Linked DNA regions of Homo sapiens: region 1 is linked to region 2. A link is a contact called in ENCODE Hi-C or POLR2A ChIA-PET data. All regions are on one chromosome and are shown on one strand. Each heading gives the region's core, a stretch centred on a gene start or an enhancer-like site at or near the end of the contact. The rest is flanking DNA. Distances are from core to core; before and after follow the strand shown. Region 1 holds the start of KLF15 (KLF transcription factor 15). Region 2 holds the start of PLXNA1 (plexin A1).

Region 1 (6,161 bases), core at 444-2,943, 630 kb before region 2:
GCTGAATGAGTGAATGGAAGGTGCGGGGGAGAGCGGGGGAGGTCGGAGAGTAGGAATGGGTGGCCCAGGTCAGCCAACAGGGTCTTAATGCTGGGCTGAACGTCCCAAGGGGGAAGCACCCAGGCACTGACAACCCAGAAAGGGCTCTGGGATGTCCCAGGGCACCGGCATTAAAGAGAGGACACTCTAGGGCTGGAGCTGGCTCGGCCCCTGAAACACAGCAGCACGTGGGGCGGCCAGAGGCGCAGGCTGCGTGCAGGGGGAGGGGACACGCTGTTCCGGGCACAGTCCCCGGCTGGCCGCCGGACTCCGCCCCCTCCCCTGGCCCGGCCAGGCCTGCTGTTTATCCTCCCGGGGACACAGCGGCTGCAGGAACAACATGTAATTGATAACAAGCCCAGCGCCGGCCAAGGGCTTGCCATTGGGTCAGCGTGCAAATCACGGGGGTGGCGGCGGGGGCTGTCCTTCAAAATAAGAGTCTCCGGTCCCTGAGCCGCCCGCAGGCCCCAAAGTCGCAGAGTCCGGGCGTCCTCACACCTGTAGGGCGGCAGGGTCTCCCCAGGGGCCACCTGGTCCGGGGGGACAGGGGGAAGGAGATTTGAGGCTCTCAAACAATTGTTGATTTTGTCACCTCCGAGGGCCGTGGGAGAAAACAGCCCCTCTGTGCCCTCCGTGAGAGGGGGGTTCCATGAGTAACACCAAGGCGGGGAGGGAAGAGTGAACCGGACCACCATATGGGATGGGGACGGCCTCTCTGCCCCGCCGCCGCCATCCCTCGGTCAGGCCATGGCTTTGGTAATGTTCGGTCTGAGCGGACGGGGACTCAGCGTGGAGTGAGACGCGTGAACGGTGCGGGTGTGCGTGAAGGGGTGTGAGTTCCTGTCGTGTGACTGCGTGTGCGGGGCGTGGTGCGCGGCAGCCGCTGTGGCTGTGCGGGAGGCTGTCCGCGAAGGACTCGCGCGTGGAGCCGCCGTGGGTGCCGGCGGGTGAGGGGAAACGTGCGTGGGAAATGAAGAGAGCCGGCTCAGACCCCTTCTAGAGTCCTGGACCGCTGCCCGCTGGGCACCATGCCCTCGTCCCACGCCCCCCCCTTGCCCCCGACACTGCTGCGGTGACCGACAGTAACCCCTCCGTCTCCAGCCCCTCCGCCCCCCAACCCCGGGCTGGCCAGCGCGTCCGCTCTCCCCCTCCTCTCACCAGGCCGCGCCGGTGCCCACCATATGGGAGGGCCGGCCCGCAAGGCGCGCCACGGAATCGCCCGGCCAGGCACCGAGGCGGCGGCGCGGGCCTCAGCAAAGTGCTGGTGGGCGACCGGGGCGGGGGGGGTCACCTCCCCCGGGCCAGTCCGACCCCTGCCCACCTCCGCGGGGGCCCATCCCGCTCCTCCGACATTCCTCCAGCACTCGCGCGGTGCCTCCGAGAGCTGCGCGGGAGCACGGCCACGCGCCCCGAGGCCGGCCAGCCCTCTGATCACCCGGGGCCGCGTCCACGCGGCCGGCCGGCCCCGCCGCGCCTCTCCCACCTGAACTTGGCGCACGCCGGACCGGCGGCCAGGCCCCGGCGGTCCTGCGGCCGGGCGGGCTGGGCTGGGGGCGGCGGCTAGACTCTCGGTCCGGCGGCGGCCGGGGGCCGAGCCGCGGGTCCTGCGCTGGCTCGATCGCCCGCCGGCCCGCGGGTCGCTGCGGCGGAGCACTAGCCCGCCCGCAGCTCGCTGGGCACTCACTCCCCGCCGCTCACGTGACGCAGCGGGCGCCGCGAAGGCTCGCAGGAGGCTCGGCCCCGGGCGCGCGCCCCATTGGCCCGCGCTGCGCGTCACACGTCCCGCCCCGCCCTGGCCCCGCCCTGGCCCCGCCCCGGCCCGCCCGCGCGGCTCCCGGACTTGAGCGGCGGATGCTCGGGGATCCCGGAGCTGCCAGACGCGCACGCCCCCCAACACGCTGCCTGGTCCCTGGCCCGCAGCCACCTCCTTGCTTCCCACCTCTCGCCGCTGTCTCGCGGCGTCCACGAGGGCCGGCTTCTAAAGCTCGGTTCCCAAGGTGAGAACGTGAGACTGGCCTGAAGACTTAAGAAAAGCTCTGAGATCGCCCCAAAGTGCAGTCTGCGTGATTGAGCGGGAAGCGCTGGGGAGCCTGTCTGGCCCGGTCTGGCCCACGTCCCCACCTTCATCCCCAGCGCGGTACAAGCAGCTCTGTCCCCCGCTGAGTGTCAGATAAATCACTTGCCTAGAAGGACGTATTTTTGGATAAATACGGTATTGGGCTTTCAGCAGGACAATCAGTTACCCTCCGGAAATTGCGCGCGCTCTGCGCTGCCACCCTGCCCTCCAGGACTAAGGAGGTTTGCTGACCGGCCCCCCCCCCCCCCACCTGAAACCAATGACACCTTGTCTCTGGGGCACCTTTCTGAAGACCAAACAATGCTTCGCAGTCTACAAAAGCGTTCGTAGACTGCTTTAGTCCGCAGCAATCCTGGCTCGCATTTGGGTTCCCGCTTAGAGACAGGAAGAGTAAGGCTCAGAGTGGCTTGCCCAAGAAAAACACGTGGGCTGACGGTGCTAGGCACCCTGCTGTGCCCTTTAATCCACACTCCAGCTGGATCCTCAGCCAAGCACTTTACAGATGAAGAAACCGACTCAGAGAGGGCACCAGCCCTCCCCAGCCCCACAGCTGGGAAGGAGCAGGTAGAGAGGTAGAGCCAGGTCATCTTGCAGACACCCCCAGGCCACCTGTGCAGAGCTGTCCTACTGAGCTTCCTTCCTCTCCCCTCCTGGCACTGGGAGGTGGGGAGCATTTTCTCCTGCTTCTTCTTGAAGACATTGCTAGAACAGGAATTTTTAACCATACCCTTTCCAGGCTCTCTGGAATGCTATAGGTCTAGGCTTGCTTGACCAGGGATCTGGGGACACTGTGCACCAGGTCAGTGCCAGGGATTCAGCTGCTGCTGCCACTAGGAGCCAAACCAATGCGTTGCCAGAGGGCTTTAAGGACATTTGTGTTGAGGATGGTGAGAGGCTTTCTAGTTCACAGAAGTTGGAATGACCACTCTGGCATTACAGCAGCCCTGGCTAGCCTGGGCAGAACAGTGGAATTTGTCCATTTTCATAAGAGAAGAGATAGAGGCCTGTATTCCTCATTTTGTCTCAGTGCAGGTCTGGATTGGGCATAGCCACAGCACTTCTCCATCTGCCCTGCCCGCCCTCGGTCTTCACTCCTCACATACTCTCAGTCTAGTGCCTCCCATCTCCTTGGTGAAAGCTGCAGCAAAAGGTCAGAAAAAGCTTGGAAGCAAAGACACATCGTTAGCACCTTCAGCACACAGGGAGGAGGCCCCACTGGCTAGAAACTGGAGAACAGCCAAGATGGTCCTGTTAAAACCTGAGTCAGATCAGGTCCCTTCTGGGTTCAGAAGCTTCCAGCAGCTCCCAACTCACTCAGAGTAAGTAAAGCCCAAGTTTTCACCACAATCTTTAATGCCCTACAGCTAGGTACAGCATTTACCCCAAACCATATCTAAGGAGAAAAGCTCCCTCAATATAGTGGGGAGAATCTATCATTGAGATTCCTTGGCAGAAAGGAGAGAACAAAGTCAGGTGGTGCTCTTCAAAACAGATGACCAAAAACAGTAAAGATTTATCTTCATAGCAGTGAAAATCTCTAAGTTTCTTTTCTTCCAAAGCAATTCCTTCCCTACTTCTACATAATCAAGTATAGAAAAGGGCCTTGGAAGGATATAAATTATATTGGTTAAATATTGTATGACCTTGCCTATAAAACCATTTGGGCCTGGTGCCTTTTTGGAGTGATCTTTCTCCATGCTTGAATTTCACACATTTTACCAGGATATGTCTGACTCTAGCCTCCTTCTGTTTTCATTGTTACTACTCTATGCTTGGTGTATCCTTTTAATCTGGAAACTCAAGTCTTTCTTCGTTCAGGGAAACGTTCTTCTATTGTCTCTTGTTTCCCCCTAAACAGCTGCATGGATTGCTCCATCGCATACTCAGGTCTCTGCTCAGATGCCACCTTATCCCAGACACCTTCCTCACCCATCCCGTCTAAAACAGCACATCTGCTGCCCTCAGTTTCCTGGCCTCTGTTTATTTTGCTTCATGATCCTGATCTTTATATTATTTATTGATTTGTTTCTTGCCTGTCTCTCCTATCAGGAGACAAGCTCCTTAAGAGCATGGACTTGTATTTTTTTATTCACTGCTGTATCCCCAGAACCTAGAACACTTCTGAAACATGTTGAGGAAATGAGATTTTCTTCTTGCCCCAGTAAAGCTGCCAATGGATATGGGATCTTTGGAGAAGCTCTTCAAGGTCTGGTGCTCTCTTCCACAGTACTGTAGCCACCAATCTTGTCCTCATCCCCTGTTCCACACACATACCTGAGACTTCCAGCCTCCCCACTAGCTCATGCCTGCCCGGGGGTCTGAGCCCAGCCTGCCCTCTTCCAGGAAGCATTTTGAGGGCCCCATTCAGTGGCTCAATGGTCTGTGCACAAAGGGCCCACTGTGGCCATCAAGCCCTGTGACCTCCCACAGTGACTGACTTCTCCTCACCCTTCCCAGGTGGGAAGCAACAATTCCCCCTACTCTCAGCTCCCCTGTCCCCAGCCATGCTTCAAGGGTCTCTGGCCAGAGTCCCTTACCTTCTCACCACCTCTTCCTCTAAGGGCTGGGGTGCTGAAGAGATCCTACCCATTCTGGGCTCAGGAAGTGGTTTTGAGCTGGAGGCTAGGGAATAGGCAGGCAGAAGGGCTGCTGGTGCCCAGGGGCCAGGAAAAACATGCTGCAGGAGGTTCCTCAGGCTGGGCTGGACCGTTTCCCCACCAAGCAGACCCCTGGTGCTGTGTAGACAAGAGGTCAGGTCTGTTCTGACACCAGGCGACTCAGATGAGGGCCCACTCCTCTCTCATGACCAGTGTTGTCCCCACCCCCAGCCCCCCAGCCCTGAGCACACCTAGCTTTGAGGAACATCAGCCCAGGGACCTGGGGACCTGGTGGTCCAAGAAGACACAGAGAAGGGCTGAGTCCTGAGAGCCTCTGCCCTGAGAGCCTCTGCCCCTGGCTCTGAGCATTGGCAAAGCCCCAGGTATACCCCTGCCCGGAGGATCCAGAAGCAGCAGGGGCTGAGGTGGGATGAGAGCTCCAGCTTCCCCTGGTCCATGGACACATCAGTGTGGTGCTGGGGTCAGAGGGCTCCTCAGCTTCCCCTCATCCCCGTCTCTGCCATGAGTTGTGGTCTCTCTGACACCTGACAGATTTCCAGGCAGGCAGGCAGCCTGAACCCCAGCCTAGTGGGGCTGTACATGCGTGGCAGCCTGGACTCTGGTTCTTTCACACAGTCCCTCACTGCTGAGTGGCCTTGGGCAAATCAGTTTGTCTCTCAGAGCCTCAGTTTCCTCATCTATAAAATGGGTGCTCAGACCCCTATCCTACTTACCTCAAAAGGTTGTTTGAAGATAACCAAAGTAAGAGATGGGAAAAGGCATTGGAAAGTACAGAGATTCATTACAGGCTGTTACCATTCCTTCTGATATGTATTCACTGCTCCTGGACAGCCGTCCTGCCAGTGCCGAGCATTGCTGCGGAGATGAGATGCCACTCACACTGCCAGGGCCTCCTGAGATCCCAGTGCAGTGTAGGGGGCCCAGCAGGATGACGGTGGTGCAGGTGATAAGGACGAGTGTGAAGGGGGCTATGGACGCCACCCTGGGGAGACGCACTGGGAGCAGCAAGGAGCAGCACCAAGGAGCAGGAAGAGACCACAGAGCAGGGCAGGTTAGCTCTAGGGAATGGGAGTGGCCGCCACTCCAGGCTCTCTCATGGAAGGGTGTACCAAGCCCGGCAAAAGCTAGAAGCCAGGGAAACAGTGGCCACCTTGTCAATAGGATGAAAGCCATGGGATTCTCTGTCCCCTGTTGGTTCAATTTCAAGCCTCCCAGACTGGTGTTCAGGCCATTCATTTAAGTAATTCTTTTAAAAATAACACCTGCACACATTTTTAAAGTTCAAGCACTACAGAAAGGCATGAAACAAAAAGTAAAAATTCTACTCAGCGCCAGTGCCACCTACCAGTTCTGTTTGTTGTTGTTGTTGTTCTAAATAATGTTCTGGGCTGGGGACCGTGACTCACGCCTATAATCCTAGGACTTTG
Region 2 (5,473 bases), core at 2,166-4,665:
AGATGTGTTATAAGCCATCTCTTTCTAGATCCTGACTTGTCTCATTATTTCATTATTTATAACTTTTAATGAGCAAAAGTAACTAATTTTAATGTAGTCAAATTGACTCATATTTTCCTTTCTTTATTTTTTTAGTATCTTGTTTATGAAATCCTCCCCTAGCCCAGGGACAGGAAGCGAATCTGCTCTCTGGTCTCCTAAAAACCTTAGAATTTTCTGTGTGGCGCTGAGACCTAGGCCACCTGGAATCCACAGTTGCTCATGATGGGAGAAGGAATTCCAGGGCATAATGAGAGGGTCACATGAGCAGATTCTCACTGTGATGGCTTTTGCTGCTGCTGTCTGGGGACTGGACAGAAAGGTGTTACCAAGTACAGCAGGCAGAGCAGAGAGGAGGTGCTCCTTCCTGAGGAGCCCAGAGTGGGGATGGAGGGAAGTGGAAAGTTCTGGAATATATTTTTGGGAAGAATCCACCAGGCTGAGGGATGCAGGGGACATGGGGAGCATGGAGGTTCCCAGTAGGGCAACCTGGGGGATGTGGCATGTTTCGCAGAGATGGGGAAAATGAGGGAGGCACCTGGTTAACCAGGAGCTTGGTCCTGGACACGTAGACTCCAGCGGCCCTGGACCTTCCCAAGACGCAGCTGGAGACAGGGGGCTCTACCACAGAGGAGAGGCCTAGGCTCTCCTGGGCACCGTGAGTACAGAGCAGGAAGCTCCTTGAGGAGTGTCTGCCTTGGGGCAAAAGGGCGGGAACAGGCAGACAGCAGGGACAGCCCCTGGTGCTGGTGACAGGTGGCGCAGACAAGAGCTGGTGAACATTCCCCGAGGTCAGCCATGGTGTCCACACTCACTGTGTCCCTCACCACAGCTCTGCAAGCTCTCACGTCCATTTCACAGATGAGGAAATCGAGGCTCGGAGAGCAGTCAGGACTTGCTCTGCCTTCACCAGCCATGAGGATGGATTTGCGCCCACACGTGTGCCTCGGTAGTCCGTGAGGAAAGAAAGCGCTCCAGTCTTGTTTGCCAGGGAAGGGAGGGGAAGTACAGCCCAGTGGCTGGGTCAAGACCACAGACTGGAGAAGCCAGACTCCTGGGATTAGCCTCCCAGCCCGGCCTCCTATCCACTGGGGAACTTGAGCACGTCTCCAGCCTCAGCCCACCCATCTGTAGAAGGTAGCAGAGCCAGCACTGTATTAGTGCTTGGGAAATAAAATAATAAATATAACTTTTGAGGAAGATGTTCTGCCTCATTCAGGGACATGTAAGTTAAAACCACAATGAGGCTGGGCATGGTGGCTCACACCTGTAATCCCAGCACTTTGGGAGGCCGAGGCGGGCAGATCACTTGAGGTCAGGAGTTTGAGACCGGCCTTGCCAACATGGCAAAACAAAAATTAGCTGGGCATGGTGGCACACGCCTGTAATGCCAGCTACTCGGGAAGCTGAGGTGGGAGGATCACTGGAACCCAGGAGGTGGAGGTTGCAGTGAGCTGAGATCGAGCCACTGCACTCCAGCCTGGGCGACACAGTAAGACTCAATGAGGCTGGGTGCCGTGTCTCATGCCTTTAATCACAACACTTTGAGAGGCTGTGGTGGGAGCATCACTTGAACCCAGGAGTTTGAGACCAGCTTGGGTAACATAGAGACCTCATCTCTTGAAAAAAAAAAATTAGCCAGGCATGGTGGTGCCCATCTGTAGTCCCAGCTACTCAGGAGGCTGAGGCAGGAGGATGGTTTGAGCCTAGGAGCTTGAGGTTACAGTGAGCTCTGATTGCACCACAACATCCCAGCTTGGGTGACAGAGCGAGACCCTGTCTGTCTCTAAAAAAAAAAAGCAGACAAGCAAAACCACCTAGTTGAAAAACCAGTTCATGCCACTAGATTTGCAAAACTAAAGAGTGCCAAATATTGGTGAGGATGTGGGACAGCCAGACCCTTCCACACTCCTGCTAAGCTGCTGGGAGTGTAAACTGGGGCTGTCACTTGGGAAGACGGTTTTGCTGTATCTCCTGAAGCTAGACAAATCCTACCCCGTGACCCTGCAGACCGTCCCTGGATCTAAAGGTGCCCACCGAGAGGCACACACAGGATGCTCATCACAGCTTTGCTCATCATGGCTCCAGATAGGCGACAATCCCATGTCCATCGGCAGGAGAATGGGCGAGCAGGAGCCCAACAAAACAGGCTGCGAAGACGATGCCTGCGAGCAGCTGCCCTGTGCCCTCACCACACAGAGCAGACAGAGCAAACAGCACAGGCTGAGTGACCCCGTTTCTGTAATGCCCAGAACAAGCCACCCAAAACAGCGTCCCATTCTGGGGTGCAAATATAAGAGGTCACACCCAAAGAAAAGCACTTAAAGATGAACACAAAAATGAGGGTTGTGGCTGCTCCTGGGGAGGGAGGAGCGGGGTGAGACGCGGAGGGACACCTGGGCCCGGTATGAGTCCATTCCCTTTCCCTGTTAACCATGTGAACTGTAGAGAGTTCCTCTTCTGTAGGGGTGACGTGATTCACACAGCAAAAACCGCACCCCTCAGGCTACAGATGGGGGCCAAGTCCCCAGCCGGGACTCAGCCCTCCCACGACGGGGTTTTCCTGGCCCATCTGCTCTGTTATCGATGCTCCTGTTGCCGGCTTCCCCTTCCTTGGCCTGGTTGCGTCCACCGGGAGGCCCTCCCGGATGCCTCCTGCCTGGGAGTGGCGGTTGTGAGTACAGTAACTGAGTGCTGGGTGTCTGCCCCTCAGCCTTGCCATGCAGGCTGGGGGTATTGCCTGGACAGCTCTGGCCCGTCACCCTGGATTCTGCAGCCCCACACCTCACACCGTGTAGATCCGCTGCCCCACGCTACAGCCGGAGTTCGCGTCTCGCCACGCCTCTGCCGCGGGACTTTCCTCCCTGGGCTGCGTCCCCAGCCGGGAATGCGCCACCAGCCTGGGGCCTGCAGGGGGCGCCCGGGCTCCCCGCGCAGGTGCCCGCCCATCTGACAGAGCGGAACGCGCGAGGCCGAGAGCTGGGAACACCCGGCCCCGCAAGGTCTGGGAACTGCGATTGCCTCCTTCAGCCTCAGTTTCCCCCCCCGTGAAAGGAGGCCATGCTCCTAGCCTGGGCACACTGAGCCAGGCCCTGTTCCTGGGGTCGCGGGCTAGCCCGCTCGAGAGCGGGGGGCTCCCGGAACTGCCCGCGCGGCCCCGGCGCCCAGAGAGTTGAGGCGGGCAGCCGTATCGCCCTTTGAAGACGCGCGGTGGGCCCCTGCAGGCGCGCGGCGCGGGGCAGAGCGCCCTCTGGAGGCCGCCGCCGGCCCCGCCCCCGCCCCGCCCCCGGGCTCTGGGCGGCGCATGCGCGCGGCGCGGGGCTCCGCGGGCGGCGAGAGCGAGGCCGGTCCGCAGCCGCGCGGCGCTCGGCGCCCCATTCATGCTGGGCATCGGCTGCGCGGCCACGCAGCGGAGCCCGGGCGCGGCGGCGGCCTCGGCCTGGGCGGCCTACGCGGCTTCGGCGGCCCCGCGGCGGGGCGGACGGCGGCGGCGGCGCGGGCGGCTGGGCGCGGCGATGGCCGGCGGCGGGGCGCGCCCCGGGGCGGCGGGTGAGTCGGGGCGCAACTTTCCCCGCGGCGCGGGACGGTGGGCGGGGGCCGGGCCGGGCTGGGGTCCGGGGCCGGGCGGCCCGTGGGTGGGCGCGGGGCGGCCTCCGGCGGCGGCCCTCTCGTGAGGCGGCAGGCAGGGGGTGTGCGCGGGGACTGCGGCGCGCGTGGGGACTGCGGCGCGCGTGTCCGCGGCCCGCGTGTCCCTGCGGCTCCGGCCCAGGCGTCCGCGTGTGTCCGGGCGCGGTCGCGGCGCCGACGCGGAGAGACCGCACCCCCGTGCGGCGGGGCTGGGACCGCGGCCCGGGATCCAGCGCCGCGGCCTCCCCCGCCCCCCGGCCGGGCCCGCCGAGCCCCGCGGCAGCTCCGGGGTGGCGGGGGGCGGGCGCTGCCCCTCCACGGAGGCTGGGGAGAAAGTTTGCGGCGGCCCCGCGGGGAGGCCCCTGCGGTGTCCAGGCCCGTCCCGGCCGCTGGACCTCGGCTCAGACCTCTGGCCGCGGGCGAGGACGGGGTGGCCAGGCCCGGATAGGGATCGGAGCCTCCCAGCAGGGCCGCGGGGGCCGGAGGAGGTCGTGCAGGCTAAGCCCCCGGCCGGCCCTGGGGCGCGGGGTGGAAGTTGGAGCGGCTTCCCGACCACAGCTGCCACCGCTCCCACTGGCCCGGAGTGCGGGGAGGTGGGCTCTGGGTGCCGCCCAGGAGGCCGCCCCGCTCGGGCCTCCTTGGCCTCCCCCTCTCGGGGCCTCTCCAGGGTCAGCCGCTTCTCCCGGAGGCTTCCGATTGCTTCCTGGATAGTCCCGGGCCTGATGTGCGGCGAAGCTGGAGGCAGCGGGCCGATCCCGGGCTGCCAGGGGAAGGGGGAGTGGGGACTCCAGGGAGGCCCCTCGGTCGGCGTGAGGTCCCAGGTGCAGCCCTGGAAAGGAGGGGAGGGGCTCCGAGGGGCGGCCCCGGGCGGCGATCTGCCCCAGGCTCCTGTGTGGGGTTCTGGGGCCACGCCCCTTGAAAGAAAGGGGTGTGTGTGCCGGGGAGGGGACGTGGTCGAGCCTCTGTCCCCTCAGCGCGGCTCCTGTGGCTCAGGCTGCTCCGTGCTGCCCCATCTCCTTTCACACGTAGCCGGTTTGGGGGTCGGTGCAGGGATGGGGCGCAGTTTCTGCTCCCCGGGCCCTTGAGGAGCTTGCCTCAGGTCCCCTCGATTTCCTGCGGCTTGGGGTGTGCGGCAGAGGCCAGGTGCTGCACCAGGGGCACCAAGATGCTGCCCGGCCCTTGAGGAGCACCCAGCCCCCTGCCAGAGGCAGGCATGTGAACCAGTGATTCGCTGCAGGGCCAGGCTTCCATTCCTGGGGGGTGCCAGTGGGGCCCAGGAAGGGCGTTTTGGGCAGAGGACAGCATGGGCGGAGGCCTGGGTTTGTGGCCTCAGTGTGTGCTCTGGGGGTGGGGGACACATGAGGTGCCTGTGGACAAAGCAGACAGCCCTTTGCTGGACTCCTGGCCCCCCAAGGTCGTTGCCTGCCTGTTTTGAGCCCCCAGGAAAGCCCCCGTGCACAGAGCAGCTTAGAGCAGCTGGCCGGGAGGAGCGGGTGCCCCAGGGGAAGGCCTGCAAAGGTAGGCACTTTTTCTCAGGAGCAGGACTCCAAGGCCTTCAGAGCCGGATCCCCTAGGACTGGTCGGGAGCAGAACCACTGGGACCACCTCCCATGACCCCCGTTGTGGGGGAGGCGGAGTGCCAGGAGCAGCTGTCTTCCCCCCCGGCTGCTGTTGTGAGCCACTGGGCAGGATGGCAGCCCCACACCCCAACCTGCCTGAGCCATAGCAGGATCTGGCGCAGGAGGACTTGGGGGGATTGGACTCTTCCTTGTGGGGAGGGCTTTGGGGGCCTTTGTTTCTCAGGGTG

What was found. A loop is a pair of places that touch in the nucleus more often than their neighbours do. ChIA-PET counts read pairs that join two places held with the same protein, here RNA polymerase II (POLR2A). Pooled maps may share reads with other maps.
Region 1: a loop to region 2 is called in a map of CD8-positive, alpha-beta T cell, with 16 times the contacts of the local background. The contact joins the promoter of KLF15 here to the promoter of PLXNA1 in region 2. A Hi-C loop is called at or near these places in 2 of 168 maps with a recorded cell type or tissue (B cell and CD8-positive, alpha-beta T cell), 1 of 37 single-sample maps with no recorded cell type and 9 of 50 pooled maps. POLR2A ChIA-PET finds 5 or more read pairs at or near these places in 1 of 52 experiments (HEK293).

The regions. Positions count from the first base shown.
Region 1 is chr3:126,355,715-126,361,875 of GRCh38, forward strand. It overlaps KLF15 (KLF transcription factor 15), which reads right to left and starts at 1,694. Exons shown (of 3, transcript NM_014079.4): 1 at 1,523-1,694. RefSeq lists enhancers at 236-995, 996-1,755 and a silencer at 1,654-1,873.
Region 2 is chr3:126,979,700-126,985,172 of GRCh38, forward strand. It overlaps PLXNA1 (plexin A1), which reads left to right and starts at 3,416. Exons shown (of 32, transcript NM_032242.4): 1 at 3,416-3,588. RefSeq lists enhancers at 2,172-2,221, 2,482-2,811 and silencers at 2,862-3,081, 3,182-3,411, 4,427-4,506.